4 separate regions of the Homo sapiens genome follow, and all the other regions are linked to region 1. Evidence: read pairs that join two places in POLR2A ChIA-PET (ENCODE). Cell type or tissue: GM12878. All regions are shown on one strand. Region 1 overlaps DARS1 (aspartyl-tRNA synthetase 1). Region 2 has its middle 59 kb from the start of CXCR4. Region 3 has its middle 25 kb from the start of DARS1. Region 4 has its middle 190 kb from the start of CXCR4.

Region 1 (4,000 bases):
CAGGGTTTCATCATGTTGCCCAGGATGGTCTCGAACTCCTGGGCTCAAGTGATCCACCTGCCTCTGCTTCCCAAAGTGGTGGGATTACAGGCGTGAGCCACCATGCCTGGCAAACACACTTTTATTTTTATAGCTCAAATGAAAGTGATTTTAGCCCAGGCACGGTGGCTCATGCCTGTAATCCCAGCACTTCTGGGAGGTCGGGGTGGGTGGATGACCTGAGGTCAGGAGTTTAAGACCAGCGTGGCCAACATGGTGAAACCCAGTCTCTACTAAAAATACAAAAAAATTAGCTGGGTGTGGTGGCGTGGCCCTGTAGCCCCAGCTACTCTGGAGGCTGAGGCAGAAGAATTGCTTGAACCCAGGAGACAGAGGTTACAGTGAGCAGAGATCGTGCCACTGCACTCCTGCCTGGGTGACAGAACGAGACTCCATCTCAGAAAAAAAAAAAAAAGAAAGAAAGAAAAAAGAGAAAAAAGAAAAGAGATTTAACAACTAAATCCCTAAAGTATTATTTCTATTATTTCTTTAGCAATTCCCTTTTATGTTCCAGGTTCTGTGTGAAGTGCTTTAGGTAGACACTATCTCATTTGCGCTTCACAAAGGCCTACACGGTAGGTATTATCAACATTTTACAGATGAGAAAACTGAGACTCTACAAGGTTAAGTAATTAGACTACCATCACATAGCTAATAAGATCATTTAATGATTATTGCACTAGACAGTTCTGTTACAGACTGACAAATTAGAACTAAATTTAAATATCTCAGAATGCATCATCAGCTCACTATGAAATAATACATTTTCATTCTTAGAAGCTCATGAGCTGCTAGATTGCTTTATAGTTTCTGTGAAAAAAAAAAAAACAAAAAAACAACAACAACTGAAAATAATAGGCCCTTTAGTAATAGTTTCCCAAATGTCCAGGAATCATACTACCTTCCCCAGTAACACTGATGTATCTTGATGTTTTGCTGTTGTTGCCAACCTTAGTAGAAATTCAGCAAAATCTTTAAATAATAATTTCATATTGTTTTATACAAAGTTATATTTAGCCCAGGAGAATTAATCCCACAAACGATCTGAAAATTTCTGACAGCAGATTTTAGACCCGTTTTTTTTCTTAGCACACCTTTAGCATTATCCAAATTTTCAATACAGATGTTGCAGTGGACAGGACTGAAAATAGAAGCTGTTTTTCCTCTAACAGATAAATACCCTGTTCCAACAAAGAGGTATAAAATGTAGGTGCAACTGTTCAAGGAGTTGCAATACACAACAGTATAATGGCCTTGCCTACATTCACCAACTTATCCATATGGATGCTCAAGGGGTATCCACATGCACACCTCTCTTTGGGCCTCAACTACAGACAATATACACTCCTATCACAGCACCTGTATACCCTGCCTCTGCATGCAGTTGTTTATCTCCCTTGCCCTCTCCCAAAATTAAGCTTCTCCTAAGATATATATGACACACATAAATCTTTGCATACTCAAGCCCAGCAGAGTACCTGGACCAGAGCACGTGCTAAATACAAGTTTGTAAAAATCAATGAGACTTCTTCTGAGTATTATTTTGGTATTTTCCAGATCTAATAGTTAATGTAGGCTGGGTACAGTGGCTCATGCCTGTAATCTCAGCACTTTGGGAGGCCAGGGCGGGTGGATCACTTGAGGTCAGGAGTTTGAGAGCAGCCTGGCCAACATGGTGAAACCCCGTCTCCACTAAAAGTACACAAAAAAAATTTAGCTGGGCGTGGTAGCGTGTGCCTGTAGTCCTAGATACTCGGGAGGCTGAGGTAGAGAATCGCTTTAACCTGGGAGGCAGAGGCTGCAGAGAGTCAAGATTGTGCCACTGCATTCCAGCCTAGGTGACAAAGCGAGACTCCGTCTCCCGTCTCCAAAAAAAAAAAAAAAGTTAATGTAGCAAACTGAAATTTTAACCTACCAACTAGTAAAACACCTATTTTAGGTGAAAGATCTAGAAAGGAAAGAAAATAAACAAACTTGTAGGTAGCTAGGTGACTCATTAGAGAATGAGAAACATACTTGTGACTCATCAGCTACCAATAAATCATTTAACCACAATGACTAATATAAAGAAAAATAAAATAAAATATATATGTATACACATAATGGTACTAAAAAAGGCTTATTTTCAGAATCAGAATACCTCTATGTTTGGGGAGAGTGGGAAGTATTATATAAGCACAAACAGCGATATATAAATTTTAACTTTAAAACTACTTTTCACATTAATTGTAGTCCTTTATAGTGGGCACTGTAACTTTAAACTTTAAAAACTTGTGTTTACACTCACTGTCCTCTCTAACAGTCAATACAAAAAGGCCTCCAGGACTTCCTTTAAAAAAAAACTGGCTTTATAACACTTAACCAAAACTAACACAAACTACTCTGTTAATTACTTTAAAATGGCACACATACAAAAAAATTTTTTTTAAAAGAATAAAGGGATAATATCTCAACTTCAGGATCAACTATTAAATATTAGATAAGATGGGGATCCAGAAATACAGGCCTGGATAGATGGGTATTGCATCTTCCTGCTTCTAGACAAATTTCATTTAAAAACCTCAAACCATTTCAGATATATAATTAAGAACCTGTTCCTAGAACCTCTAGGGAATTAGATGTGCCAACCTTCCTATGTAACTCATTCAATTGCTTCATTTTTATATGCATTCATCCATGAGAAAATTGATCTTTCCAACAAATTGATTAAAATAATGTGTGAAGAGTCCTGTGGCACTTAAATCCAATTAGTGAATCAACTTTTTAGATTACTCTATTGATGAATTGGATATTCCTAAGACAGACAATTTGAGGCAAAATAGTTGGCTCCGTATTAAATTCCAATGTTTCTTTTAAGGAAAATACTCCAAAGCTAGAAACTGCTAGTAGTATTGTCTAGCCAGTAAGGCAAAAGATAAGCACTTCAGATTTAATATCTAAAGTAAATGCTAAGATCGTTATCTACTTAAGATATTAAAAGTGACCTCATATTTTGCCTTTTAAATGATTAAGAAACCCCAGCTGGAACTATCTGATTTGATATTTTTAATAGCACAGTCCTTGCTTTTTTCCACCTGGTATATGGCCAGAGGGAATAGAGTTAAATATAGGGCTTCATGGAATTAACATATAAACACCATTGTTTCTCCCACTTTGTTGTGTATGAGTTCACATGCTTTAATGTCCAGTCTCTTTGGGCAGTAACATTCAAAATGGAAACGAAACATCTTGAAAATAAACAAATAGTCCTAAGGCACTCCTCTAGCTCCAAGCATTTTATATATAACAACTGATCTAAGACAGAATTAAAATTAAATGGAGATTAGAAATGGCCTTTTCCTCACAGACATATTTCTCTCCATACTATTTTCCAAACCAGATTCTGGCAGAATAGTTAGCTCGTTCACTAACTGAGCTGCTAGCTTCCCAAAGAGAATGTGTTACTAACTAAATATTCTTCTGAATTATCTCATGCTTCATTGATCCTCAAGTTTCTAAGTAAAGATTTTTGTTTTATTTAAGCAACAGAACTCACTAGAATTGGTTTAGATGTTGGTGATGTACTGTTTTTAATAATAACAGAAGGGTGGTAGAATACTAAGCAATGGAACTCAGTGCTTTCCAAATTTTGCCTTTCCAATTATACTTAGAAACTAAGAGATAAAGAGGAATGAGATCCTGAAGAGGTCAGTGAAACAACGAAAACACAGGCACAGCCCATAAACCTCTATTTTCATTATAAAGTAGAATATACACTAGTGGGCCCAGCTGAGGAATAGGAATCAGTTGTCATGCCATGAACACACAGGATACTCTAGCCTGGTGTTAGATGATGGAATCAGGAGTCTTTGGGACAGGGGAGTTTGTAGGGTGTTTGTGGGGCAAGAGAAACAAAGGGGCGGGGAACAGTGGATAAAGGTGCAGAGCGTAGTTTCAGGAATGGAGCATGGGGCCACATGAG
Region 2 (4,000 bases), 110 kb after region 1:
TTTAAAATAAAAGAGAGCAAAAAGGCATAATACTAACATTTATTTAATCTGGGCACTATTAGATTATTTCCTTTGCTATTCTGCATGTTTGAAAAATTTTATTTTTCATCTAAAGAAATGTAGCCTTCAGCTCATTTTCCTCTCACCATATAGCTAACTTTACACTATATTCCTGCTCCCTACCCCCACTTTGGTTCCACAGATCTCTTCATCCCTTCTAGAAACAGTAGAATGTTTTGCATCTGTCTCTTTGGGGATTTCCACTTCAGCCTGACCAGTTTCGGTAAATGCTAACTCCATTTTTCCTTTCATCTCAGCCAGCACACTTTGTAGCGACTATTCACAGGTCTTCTGAGGGTGATATATCTGCGCCCCAGTGTCACAGCAGACACAAAATCTAGTAAAAATGAAATTTCAAGGGTGGCCTTGATCAGTATGAGTGTCAACACTAGGGACAGCAGTGGATAAGTGTGGGTAGAAGCATTGAGGGAGTGAGACAAAGGTGGAGATGAGGAAAATGTCACAAAAGGGCAGAGGCTGACAGTGGGGGCACTTGGCAGCCAGTTTCAGGTCTACCCCTGTTGCCTCGGAGATGGGAAGGCAAGTAGGAGGCAATGTGTTGATTGTATAAGAGCTTGTCAGATGACTTGTTAGCCCAGCTGGCCATCTACCTGATGCTGACTTGGGTCAACATGCAACTAGAACTTGGTTTCTGTAGAGGAATAAGGTCCCCTGAGTTGCAAGACTGTAGGAATAGCTCTACCGTGCTGGCAAATCTGTAACTAGCAATGAGTCCAGTGGGTCCTACCAAATGCTTATCGACTAATTAGATGACTGATTTAGTCTGTTTTGTACAGCTACAAAAGAAATACCACAGATTGGGTGATTCATAATGAATAGATATTTATTGGCTTTTGGTTCTAGGGGCTGAAAATTCCATTATTGAGGGGCTGGCATCCGGTAAGGGCCTTCTTGCTGCATTATCCATGGTGAAAGGGCAAAGAGAGGGAGGCAGTGAGGGAGGGAAGGATAGAGAGAGAAAGAAAGAGGAAGATGTGCAAAATAGAGCTGAACTTCTCCTTTTATAAGGAACCTACTCCCATGACAATGGCACTAATTCATTCAGGAGGGCAGAGCCCTCATGGCCTAATCCCCTCTTAAAGCACCCACCTCTTAATACTGTTACAATTGCAATTAAATTTTAACATGAGTTTTGGAGGGGACAAATGTTCAAACTATAGCAATGACCATTGTCAGTGCTGATGCCACCCATAAATACTAAAATTGATAGTAGCATTTTAGTATATATAGACTTATTTATGTCCCTGTTTCCCCTGTTGCACAGACTGACTAGGGGCTGTGCTCCCTGGCTGAAATGTTAGGACCTGTGGAAGCATGCTTTAAAGCTTGTCTTTCCCCCTTCACCAGATCAGTTTTCCATTGAGTTCTCATGGTGAATCCTTTTTAAAATGTAAGGTCCTGAAAGAAAGAATCCATGTGTTCTCAAGTTCTTGTATGCCCTGCCAGGACCTGTGGGCTTTCAACAAAAGTCATTTGAGGAGTTCCATTAGGTTGGCAGATACAAAAAACAGCTGTGCTTTCCAGAGAGAGAAATCTATGACTGCTGAAATCTGCTATCTTTGACTCTGCCTTTGCCTTTTATCTTTTCCTTTAGATAACAGGCTTTACTGTTTTGCATTTTACAGTCATATAAACTAATTCAGGATCACCCTTTGGCTGTTTTGCCATCTCAATGCACTCAATTTGAGTTGCTCCCTTAAAATAGCTGGCTTCCAATTCTTTAATCATGAATTCCAAATGACATCTTAAACTTGCTTGAGAAAAAGTTGAAAAGGACATTTTTGGAAATGTACAAATTGTTACTTATTGATTTACTTTTATTCAATAAAAATATGAGAGGCCGTGCCTTGGCTGATCCTGATCAGTTGCTTACCCATCTCTCTCTCTTCCTCAGTTTCTTTCTATGCAAAATAGAGCCAGTAATGGTACTTATAGCTTGCCATAGAGATTAAAGGTTTAACATAAAACACTTTCCCTTAAGAATATGACCATCTAGTTGGGGAGATGTTGACTATAAATAGATGTTAAATAAGGAAACAAAGCTGAGTTGCTAAGTGAGTATATGGATGGCAAATGCTCTGGAGCAGTTAGCCCTTCTCTCTAGCTGAGTAATGATTTCTCCATGAAGTCCTGTCCTTGTTCTACTGTCAGACTAGGTGGAGCCTCCTGCAGAGCTTCCACTGGCTGGCTGGACTCCCAGCTCATCCAAAGACCCCACCTGTTCCCAGTTCTGCCTAAGCAGCAGCATTCCTGGCCAAGCCCTGAGCTTCAAGGCTGATGGTGTCCACTTCCCCTTCAACCAGCACAGCTCTCTCCTTCTCTAAGAAAAGTGCACCTTCCTCTCATTCTTACATAAGGCTTGTCTAGTGAGAAAGTCCCTCTCTGGGTTGCCAGAGGCAAAAGTCTTGGTTGTTCTTTACTAAAAACTTGTAACCAGCTGCAACCATTAACAGATGTCAGACTGAGAACACCCATTAGAGAGTGCAGAGCTAGCGAAGGGTGAAGGGTTTTTTTTTTTTTGCCCCACTCCTGGAAAAGGACAATCAGCTTTTGACATTAGTCAGGAACTAAGCCCCTCTATAGTCTAAATTTATTTAACCTAAATTTATTTTAGTTCTTTCTCTTACTCTTGTCTTTGAGGTTGCCAATTTTAGATATACCTACAGTTTGCCCTTTAAGCCCCAATTGTATGTACTTTTATTTTCTTTGCTTAGCTAGTCATTTTATTCTCTATGATATTTCTTTTTCCCTTTTTTCTTTTTTGAGATGGAGTTTCACTCTTGTTGCCCAGGCTGGAGTGCATTGGCGTGATCTTGGCCCACTGCAACCTCCACCTCCCTGGTTCAAGTGATTCTCTTCCTCAGCCTCCAGCGTAGCTGGGACTACAGGTTCATGCCACCACGCCTGGCTAATTTTCATATTTTTGGTAGAGACAGGGTTTCACCATGTTGGCCAGAATGGTCTTGATCTCCTGATCTTGTGATCCGCCTGCCTTGGCCTCCCAAAGTGCTGGGATTACAGGCATGAGCCACCATGCCAAGCTCCCTGTGATATTTCTAAACATATTCTCAGTAATCTCTAATGCTCACTGCAGGACAGTCTGTGCCTATATTGTTATTGCTTGCTATAATGCAGTTTCTGCCATCTTCTTAAGGTTACAGAATGAACCAGCCTTGTTTAGGATATTTGGAATGACAGATATTAGGTGAGTTTCTTATCACCGCGAGGCATTGGAAAGGTAAGGTGAATGACAGGTACAATCTGAAAATTAAACAGTTTGTAGCACTTGTTTTTTAATCAGAGTTCAGCAAGAGTACATGATGTTTCCCATGGAGCCTCAGCATCAGGCGAAGGCATAGAGCTGTCACTCAACCACACGATGGCTATGAAACAAAAGACTCTTCCAGTTTATTAATTTAAATAGGCAAAACGAGCCAATTCCTGGCCCCGTTGTAATACAGAGTAGAGATAATGTACACATCCCAGACTCCCAGGAACTGGAAGGAGGCCATCCTGGGAGAGTGGGACTGTATCTCACCATTAATGCCCCACCCCCCAACTCCCAAATATGGGCAAACTCTGGTTAAAACAAACATCAAGGACAAAGATGTCTCAGAAAGGAAATGAACTGAGAAGCCCGGGCAAAGCCTCCTCCATCCAGCTGCCTGGGAGGGAGAGAGGTGGTGGTGGCCAACATGTGAGTAGTTCTTTCTCTCTTCCCTTCAGAGCCTCCATGGGAGGTCTGGATTCAGGGTATTCAGTTTCTACATATTTTGACAGGGTGTGTCAGTTCAAAGGCATAGAGCAGAGCTTTAGCACGGGGGAAATTGAGGTCATTAACGTATTCCAGCTCACACATTGGAAAGCCCACAAGATGATTTGCATGCCTAATGACTGTGCTCAAGTCCCACTGCCCCGG
Region 3 (4,000 bases), 62 kb after region 1:
GTGTCTAAAAAAATTTTTTTAAAAATAAGCTGGGCATGGTGGCACGTGCCTATAGTCCCAGCTACTCAGCTACTCGGGAGACCAAGGTGGGTGGATAGCTTGAGCCTAGGAATTTGGGGCTGCAGTGAGCTATGATTGCACCACTGCGCTCCAGCGTGAGTGACAGAGTGAGATCCTGTCTCTTTAAAAGAAAAAACTATGATTCAAAGTGTTGTTTTATGAAGCATAACCTGCTTTATGTTTTGAGTTTAATATAACTTGAAATCAGTTTCTCTAAGACAGTGCCAGCCTTGCCATTTTTCAGTTCAACATAGATTTCTCTATTACAGTGGTTCCCAAACTTTAGGAGGCATCAAAGTCATCTGGAGGGCACAAAAACACAAATTTATGGATGTCACCCACAGTTCCTAATTCTCTCTCTCTCTCTCTTTTTTTTTTGAGATGGAGTCTTGCTCTGTTGCCCAGGCTGGAGCACAGTGGTGTGATTTCGGCTCACTTCAACCTCCGCCTCCTGGGTTCAAGTGCTTCTCCTGCCTCAGCCTCCCGAGTAGCTGGGATTACAGGCTTGCGCCACCACACCAGGCTAATTTTTGTATTTTAGTAGATATGGGGTTTCATCATGTTGTTCAGGTTGGTCTTGAACCCCTGACCTCAAGTGATCCACCCACCTCGGCCTCCCAAAGCCCTGGGATTACAGGCGTGAGCCACCATGCCTGGCCTGTTTCTGATTCTCTAGGTCTGGAAAGGGGCCCAATAATTTTCACTTCTAACAAGTGGCAGGATGCTGCTGCTGCTGCTGGTCCAGGGACCACACTTTGAGAAGTATGGTACTGTGTGGTACTTACCGGACCATTTACCATACTTCCTGCCTGCCTAATTGTGTCACAATATAGCCGTGCTTCTCAGGCCTAGCAATTCATTAGAATTACCTGTGAAGCTTTTAAAATGTAAGGTTTGGATGGAATGCTCAGACCCTACCTTAGACCCAATTAAGCCCACAGCTTTGAGGGTGAGGCTTGGGTATTGTTCAGAAAGATCCCCAGGTGATTCTAATGGATACCGAGGGTTGAGAACCACAGGCATATAGCAAACTCTGGCCCTATTCTACCTTAACATATGATTCTCATTTGACAAATACATATTGACCACCTAATATATGTCTTGAAAATGATAAAGTATGTAAGAAATGGTCCCTGACCTCAAGCAGAGATACATCATATGCCCAAATATTTAAACAAAAAGCTGGTGTGTGGGGTTTGTGCCAATTAGAGGACTAAACCATTACTGAAAACAGAAGGCTGGATGATTCAGGGTAAATCAATGCTGCACTTGATCCTCACATTGTTTGAGATAAGTTATGTATGCCTCTGCTGCACATGAAACGTATCCCTTTGGTGGGGGAAATTGCTCATTTATTGGTTCGTTGAGGATGTTCCAACTGATTCACCATGGTAGGTGTGATTGAACCATGGAAATGATGGAACATTAAATCAATAGCTAGTCAGCTGGTGACTATTCCTTGGCTAAGTATGCTATTAAGGTTCTGTTTCAGAAGTCCCTGTGCTCAATGGAGGTGAACCTTTCCAGTGGAGAAATACAACATGAATTATGTTTAGAAAATGCTTCAATCTGGGGTTTTAAATAAACAGTCCTTAAATATGTATAAAAATCTGAAATTATTTTAGAATCGAAGGGAAAAAACAACCGGGTCCAAAAACCAAACCATATTTAGCTTAAAAACACGTTCTTATTTGCATCCACTAGAATACAATATAATTTAATGATTCAATGACAGCTGGCCCATGAAGGGCAGAGTTTCTAGAAAGGAGGAAATACCCTCTTTGGGTGTTACTTAGGTATTAAGTGTATTATTTAATTCATTGTTTTATTTAATTTGGTTATATCTTTTTTTTTTGAGATTTTGTTTTCATGTTGGGTGGGTAGTTTTTCTAAGAATAAGAAATCCCAATGACAACAAAATGTCATTGTTTTTAAGAGAAGGAGATAAATACATTTTAAACTGTTATATTTATTTATTTTCAAAAAATGCTGGAGGCATCATGTTAGCAATTGCAGGGGATAACATGAATATGACAAAGCTGCTCTCAAAAAACTTACCACTTTGTAGAAGGGAAAGCTAAGTGCCTATTCCAAGCAAAATATGATATGATACATGCCTTTAGAGAGGAGTAAATTTTAATGAGGCTTCAAAGAGCTGGAAGAAGAGGTCAAGGTTCAAAGAGCCTAAGATAAGGCACAGAACTGGGGTTCTGGTACAATGCATTACAGCATGGCCAATTTTCAAAGGCCAGCTGTTCCCAGTCAAACGAAGATGAAGCTGAGGGCAGGTGCAATCAATGGGAAAATCAGGCCACCCTCTCCTATTTTCCCATAGATGCAGTTTCATGATCAATAGTTTTATAATCTCATTTTGGGTAGCAAAATGAAAATGAATCTGAAGCATTCTTTCTAGTTTATTTCACACTAATAAAATCCAACCTGAAGGATTTTATATGTTGGCTCTATGGCCGTTAGTATTTGATTAAGGTGTTTAGCCTCATTAGTAATCAAAGGAATGAAAACTAGAATAAAAATTCAGTCATTGTTTTTGGTTTATCAAATTGATAAAGACTTAAAATGGCCACCAAGCATTGGGGAGGTTAGGAGTGATAGGCTCTCTCCTTCTATCTATGGAATATTCCTTGGCTCACCATGGCTGGAGAACAATCCACATCCAATAGCTCATCAAGTCTACTTCCAGGAATGTATTCCAGAGGAATAGTATGGACCTATGCAAAAACTTGTGTACAAAATTATTCCTCAGAGCTTTGCTTATTATTGGGAAGAATGAGTAAAGAAATAAATGCCCGGCCAGGCGCGGTGGCTCATGCCTGTAATCTCAGCACTTTGGGAGCCAAGGCGGGTAGATCACCTGAAGTCAGGAGTTCGAGACCAGACTGGCCAACATGGTGAAACCCCTTCTCTACTAAAAATACAAAAATTAGCTGGGCGTGGTGGCAGGAATCTGTAATCCCAGCTACTCAGGAGGCTGAGGCAGGAGAATCTCTTGAACCTGGGAGGTGGAAGTTGCAGTGGGCCGAGATTGTGTCATTGCACTGCAGCCTGGGTGACAAGAGCGAAACTTCGTCTAAAAAAAAAAGAAAAAAAAAAAAGAAAGAAAGAAATGCCCCGAAACAGGTTAATAAATTTAAAAGTATTATGCCAGGAAGGGAACAGTAGCAGTCCACTATGCCTAGAAACTAAGCCTAGTAACTTAGAAAAAAAAATCTTCCAAGTGTTTTAGGTAAGTTAGTATTAATAATTCTACCCAAGGTCAATCCCCTCCCCTCCATTTCCTCCTCTTCAGATATTCTGTGCTTCTGCCAAATAGGACAACTTGCTATTTGTGTCCTGAACTGACCTTATACACTTTCTTGCCTCTCTGCCTTTGCTCGTGCTTTCCCACTGTCTCAATGGCTTTCCTTAATCTCTGAGGTCTCACCTCTTCAAGACCCAATTGTGTAAGCCACCTTACATAATGTTATTATGATGTCCCCCTTCCTCATCCAGCCAGAAGGATTTACTTCCTTCTCTGTATGCTCATAGCAATTTGTTCATTTTCTATTCTTCTCACCCTTGTCCTGTGTTAGAGTTACCGAAATATATGTATATGTGTGTGTATATATTTTTTGTCTTGTTTTGTTCCTGTTAGATTTTGAACAACTTGAGGGCAGGGGCCAATCTTGTTCAGATTTATACCCCCCAGAGTTATAAAGCATGCTGTGAAAATGATTGTTGACTGAATAAGCGAGTGAGTGAATGCAAAAGTACACTTGGAGCCAAATGCTTATATTCTCTGCAGACATGGAATAAACTTGACAAGTGCTAAAGATGCTCTTTGATTTTTGTGTGGCATGAGACCTCAGGCTGAAACTTCTCATCTGAGCCATTGAAGGGAGCCTCTCATCTCTCCACCGAGAGGGGAGACCAGAATGGTAAG
Region 4 (4,000 bases), 360 kb after region 1:
TTTGAAGCCAAGGCTTCAAAGGCAAGCAACATTTGAAATTCCTCAGCTATTCATCCAGCTGGAGAAGCTAGATGCAAACCCTCAAGAAGCCATTTGTTACTTTCATTGGGTTCAGAATAGATAAGCTAGAAGCCACCATTTGGGAGGATGGGCTGACACCCTGCTTTGAGGAGTGGTGTTTCTGCAGAGGGTTGCTCAGGGTTAATATTTTGATTTGCAGTTTCCCAGAGAGGGGCTGTAGTAAAATAGAGCGTGGAAATTGCCATGTGTGTTTGTATGTGTGTGTATGTGTGCTATTTTGTTCTTTTTTTTTTTTTTTTTGATGGTGGGTAGGCAGAAGGTTTGAGAAGAAATGTTAACATTTCCAATAAGAATTAACAGAGCAGCAGTTTTCAAAGTGTGGTCCAGAGACCCCTGGGGATTCAAGAAACCCTCTAAGGGGGTCTGTAAGGTCAAAACTATTTTCATAATAATACTAAGACATTAGCTCTTTTCTCTCTCATTCTCTCACCAGCATACTGAGGAGTTTCCAGTGGCTATGTAGCATGTGATATTGTGAAAGAATGGGTGCAGAAGTGGATATGAGAAATGAGCTGTTTTCTATTAAGCCCCACATTAAAGAGATTTGCAAAAAGGCAAAACAATGCCCTTCCTCTCACTCTTTTTTTAAACAGTAGCTATTTATCATAAAATTATATTTTATGTTAATATGTAATAGGCTTATTTTTAAATAAACGAATATAAATACATATATTTAAATTTCTGTTAGTTTTCTTTCTTTTTTTTTTTTTGAGACAGTTTTTTTGCTCTTGTTGCCCAGGCTGGAATGCAATGGCGCCATCTCTGCTCACCCTAACCTCTGCCTCCCTGGTTCAAGCAATTCTCCTGCCTCAGCCTCCCGAGTAGCTGGGATGACAGGCATGCGCCACTACGTCCAGCTAATTTTGTATTTTTAGTAGAGACAGGGTTTCTCCGTGTTGGTCAGGCTGGTCTCGAACTCCTGATCTCAGGTGACCCACCCACCTTGGCCTCCCAAAGTGCAGGGATTACAGGCATGAGCCACCGTGCCCGGCCAATTTCTGTTTTAGTTTTTAATACAGAAAAATACTGATATATATGTGTAATACAGAAAATACTGATATATATGTGTATATATGGATATAAAACTCACTTTATAAATGAAAGCTCTTTCGGATCTTCAGAATTTCTAGAAGAGTAAAGAGGTCCTGAGACCAAAAAGCTGGAAAACCACAGTGATAGAGCTGTCAATACTCAGCCTGAATAAGGTCACAGAGAGCTGTGCCTTTCAGAACAAGAAGAATCCTTGAAAGATGACCTGGCCTTGTTTACCAAGGCAGACTAAGTGTTATCCCTTTTTACAGATGGGACAACTGAGACTCCTATCACAGACTTTACAGATGCTATACAGCTATTGAGGGAGGAGTTAGGGAGCAGAGTGGGGGTGAGACAGGACCCAGGTCTTATTCCTTCTGATGCAGACAGAGCTTCACTCACTAACCTACGCTGTCAGAGAAATGAGTGGTCCCTATTAAGAAAACAAAAACAACAAACAGACAAACCTATCTCCTTCCTTTTCTGTTTTCCTTTATTAAATTTATCTTCAGCGATTTTGCTGATGAAGGTTCTGAAAGTGCTGGAAAAACCCTTTATTCGCTCAGCTTCTTAGCATTTAAAACTTTGGGCTGAGGTTGGTGCTGTCAATAATGCTGGCGGCAATCCTCTCAAGGCTTGACTTGGGGAGCATCTGCTTCCAAGCCCCCTGGAGTGACTGTTGGCAAATCTCAGGCTTTTGCTGGCTGTTCACCAGAGAGCTCAGTTCCCTGCCATGTGGGCCTCTGCACAGGGCCGCTCACAACATGGCAGGTGGCTCTCCTCAGAGTGAGCAAGTGTGTGTGAGTCAGACTGCACAAGGTGAAAACCACGATCTTCTCGCAACCTAACCTCAGTAGACATAGCCTATCACTTTTGCTGTATTCAAATTTTAAATTCACCAGGTCTAGTGCACACTAAAGGGGAGGAGACTACACAAGGGCATAAATACCAGGAGGTGGGGATCCTTGGGGACCATCTTAACGGCTGCCTACCACAGCCCCTAAATCCAACATCTGACCCTCTCACTCCTCCAGTGAATCCACATCATCTCACAGTGCCTTCCAAGTGTAAATAGCTTGTGCCCTCTCTCTACAGGCACAAGCTAGTGTAGCGGTTAAGAGCATGGACTCTGAAGCCTGTCTTCCTGGGTTTGAATCCCTGTTCTACCACCTGTTAGCTGTTGGCCTCAGGCAAGTTATTTAACCTCTCTGTGCCTCAGTTTCCTACCCACGAAATGGGGATGATAATTGTTGCTCTTTGATGGAGGCTGTTGTGAAGATTGACATAATACACACCACAGAGTGCTTAAAACAATGACTGGCATGGATTAAGCACCATATAGATACTTACAGTCATTATTACTATGTACCAGAGGCATTATATAAATGGTCTTATTGCTAACAATGTTCATACAAAGTAGGTATTTTCATACCGTCTGACAGGTGAAAAACTAAGGCTTAGACAGTGTAAGCATCTTGCCCAAGGTAGCACCACTTGTAAGTAATATGATGGTTATTCTTTCCTAGGTTTGCATGTCCCAAAGCTGGCCTTCTTCCATTCACTACATCTTTAAGAAATGCACCATGGAAAGAAAATGGTCATGTGAGAGTTCAGGGAGAACAAGATAAGGATATATGTAACATACTGCTGATGTAATTATGAATTAAAAAGGAGACACTTCTTGAGCATTCCTGTATATACCAATGAGAGATTTTCTAGGACTAAATTTTTACTTAGAAAATAAATGACTGGTAGCCAGGCAGACTACAAAATAACCAGTACTTAGGCTATAATTGTTTACCATGTGATTTTCCCATGCTTTTCTATGGTATTTACCTTGCAATTAAATGATCAATAGTTATCCTATAAGTAATAAGTATACCCATGAAATTTGTGACCTGGAAAATCAACCATTACAAGAGTGGAAGTGTTAAACCGCCTGGAAATGATCAGAGACATCAAATCCACACCACTGGGCAGGTAAGGCTGCTTCCTCCCTTTGACACATCCATCTAGGCACTAAATTCAGGGATAGCTGAATAAATTCCCAGGCTGTGACTTGGCACCATCTGCAGGTCTTCCCACGTGGGAGCTGGAGCTGCCTGTGGCAGTGTCTCCTTCCAGGCTGGGAGGGAGGTGCAGCTCTCTAGGTTCCATTCCATGAAATTCCATAATGCATTTCCAGGGTGAGTGACTAGGTGTGTCCAGTTGTGTTCCAGTGGCAGGTTGCATTGGCTGCTCTTGTGGTGCATGTTTCCTTGTGATCTCCTTGCAGAGAGAGAAACTTCAGAGAAGGCCAGTGTCTGCTGATAGGCCTTGGGGAATTGGGGAGTGCCCACTCCTTCTAACATGAGTGCAGGCAGACCGTGCTGGGGAGAACGCAGCCATTGCCGGTCTCCATATCCTCTCCAAAAAGAGAGAACTGATTCCATAATTGCTTATTCTGGGGCATGATCTGTTCCTCTTCTTTAAGAACTTGCATTTTTATTGGGGATTCATGATGGATTCACATGATCCAGTAAAGATTTTGTAGGGCAGTGGGACTCTGTCAACAGTATTTGGGAATACAGAGGGCCTGGAACATTCAGGAAAGGCCTAGTGAGAAGGGTAGGGTTTGAACCAGTCCTAGAAGAATTTAACTAGGCAAGGAGGAAGGAAGAATCCAAGTTCTTTAGCTTTCTAGCATGTGGCCATAATCGGCCTTTTCCAGCCTCAGATCCAGGAAAGCAGCTTAGTGTAGAGAAAGTGAACAGACTTTGGAGTTGGGAAGACTAGGCGAAAAGTCCTGGACCTGCCACATCCTAGCCTTTGGGACCCAAAACAAGTCACTCAATCTCTTTAAAGCTCTGTTTTTCTGCCTACAAATAGGAATAATTCAACCTATTGA

The links. Peaks named below come from ENCODE experiments on the same cell type or tissue, not always from the same donor. Only the 100,000 strongest peaks of a DNase experiment are listed, where the experiment ranks them.
Region 2: POLR2A ChIA-PET joins it to region 1 with 5 read pairs; 3 of 35 experiments call an interaction of 5 or more read pairs at or near these places.
Region 3: POLR2A ChIA-PET joins it to region 1 with 6 read pairs; 5 of 35 experiments call an interaction of 5 or more read pairs at or near these places.
Region 4: POLR2A ChIA-PET joins it to region 1 with 5 read pairs; 1 of 35 experiments calls an interaction of 5 or more read pairs at or near these places.

The regions. Positions count from the first base shown.
Region 1 is chr2:135,946,970-135,950,969 of GRCh38, forward strand. The region is part of intron 4 of DARS1 (aspartyl-tRNA synthetase 1); the gene reads right to left. Among named protein-coding and RNA genes, the nearest start is that of DARS1-AS1, 36 kb to the right of the region's middle. In GM12878, no CTCF peak of the experiment used is centred here; a DNase peak (open chromatin) is centred at 2,028.
Region 2 is chr2:136,056,860-136,060,859 of GRCh38, forward strand. No RefSeq gene overlaps it. Among named protein-coding and RNA genes, the nearest start is that of CXCR4, 59 kb to the right of the region's middle. In GM12878, no CTCF peak of the experiment used is centred here; DNase peaks (open chromatin) are centred at 342, 711 and 2,492; H3K4me3 peaks cover 531 bases; H3K27ac peaks cover 1,405 bases.
Region 3 is chr2:136,008,988-136,012,987 of GRCh38, forward strand. No RefSeq gene overlaps it. Among named protein-coding and RNA genes, the nearest start is that of DARS1, 25 kb to the left of the region's middle. In GM12878, no CTCF peak of the experiment used is centred here; no DNase peak of the experiment used is centred here.
Region 4 is chr2:136,303,811-136,307,810 of GRCh38, forward strand. No RefSeq gene overlaps it. Among named protein-coding and RNA genes, the nearest start is that of CXCR4, 190 kb to the left of the region's middle. In GM12878, no CTCF peak of the experiment used is centred here; a DNase peak (open chromatin) is centred at 1,953.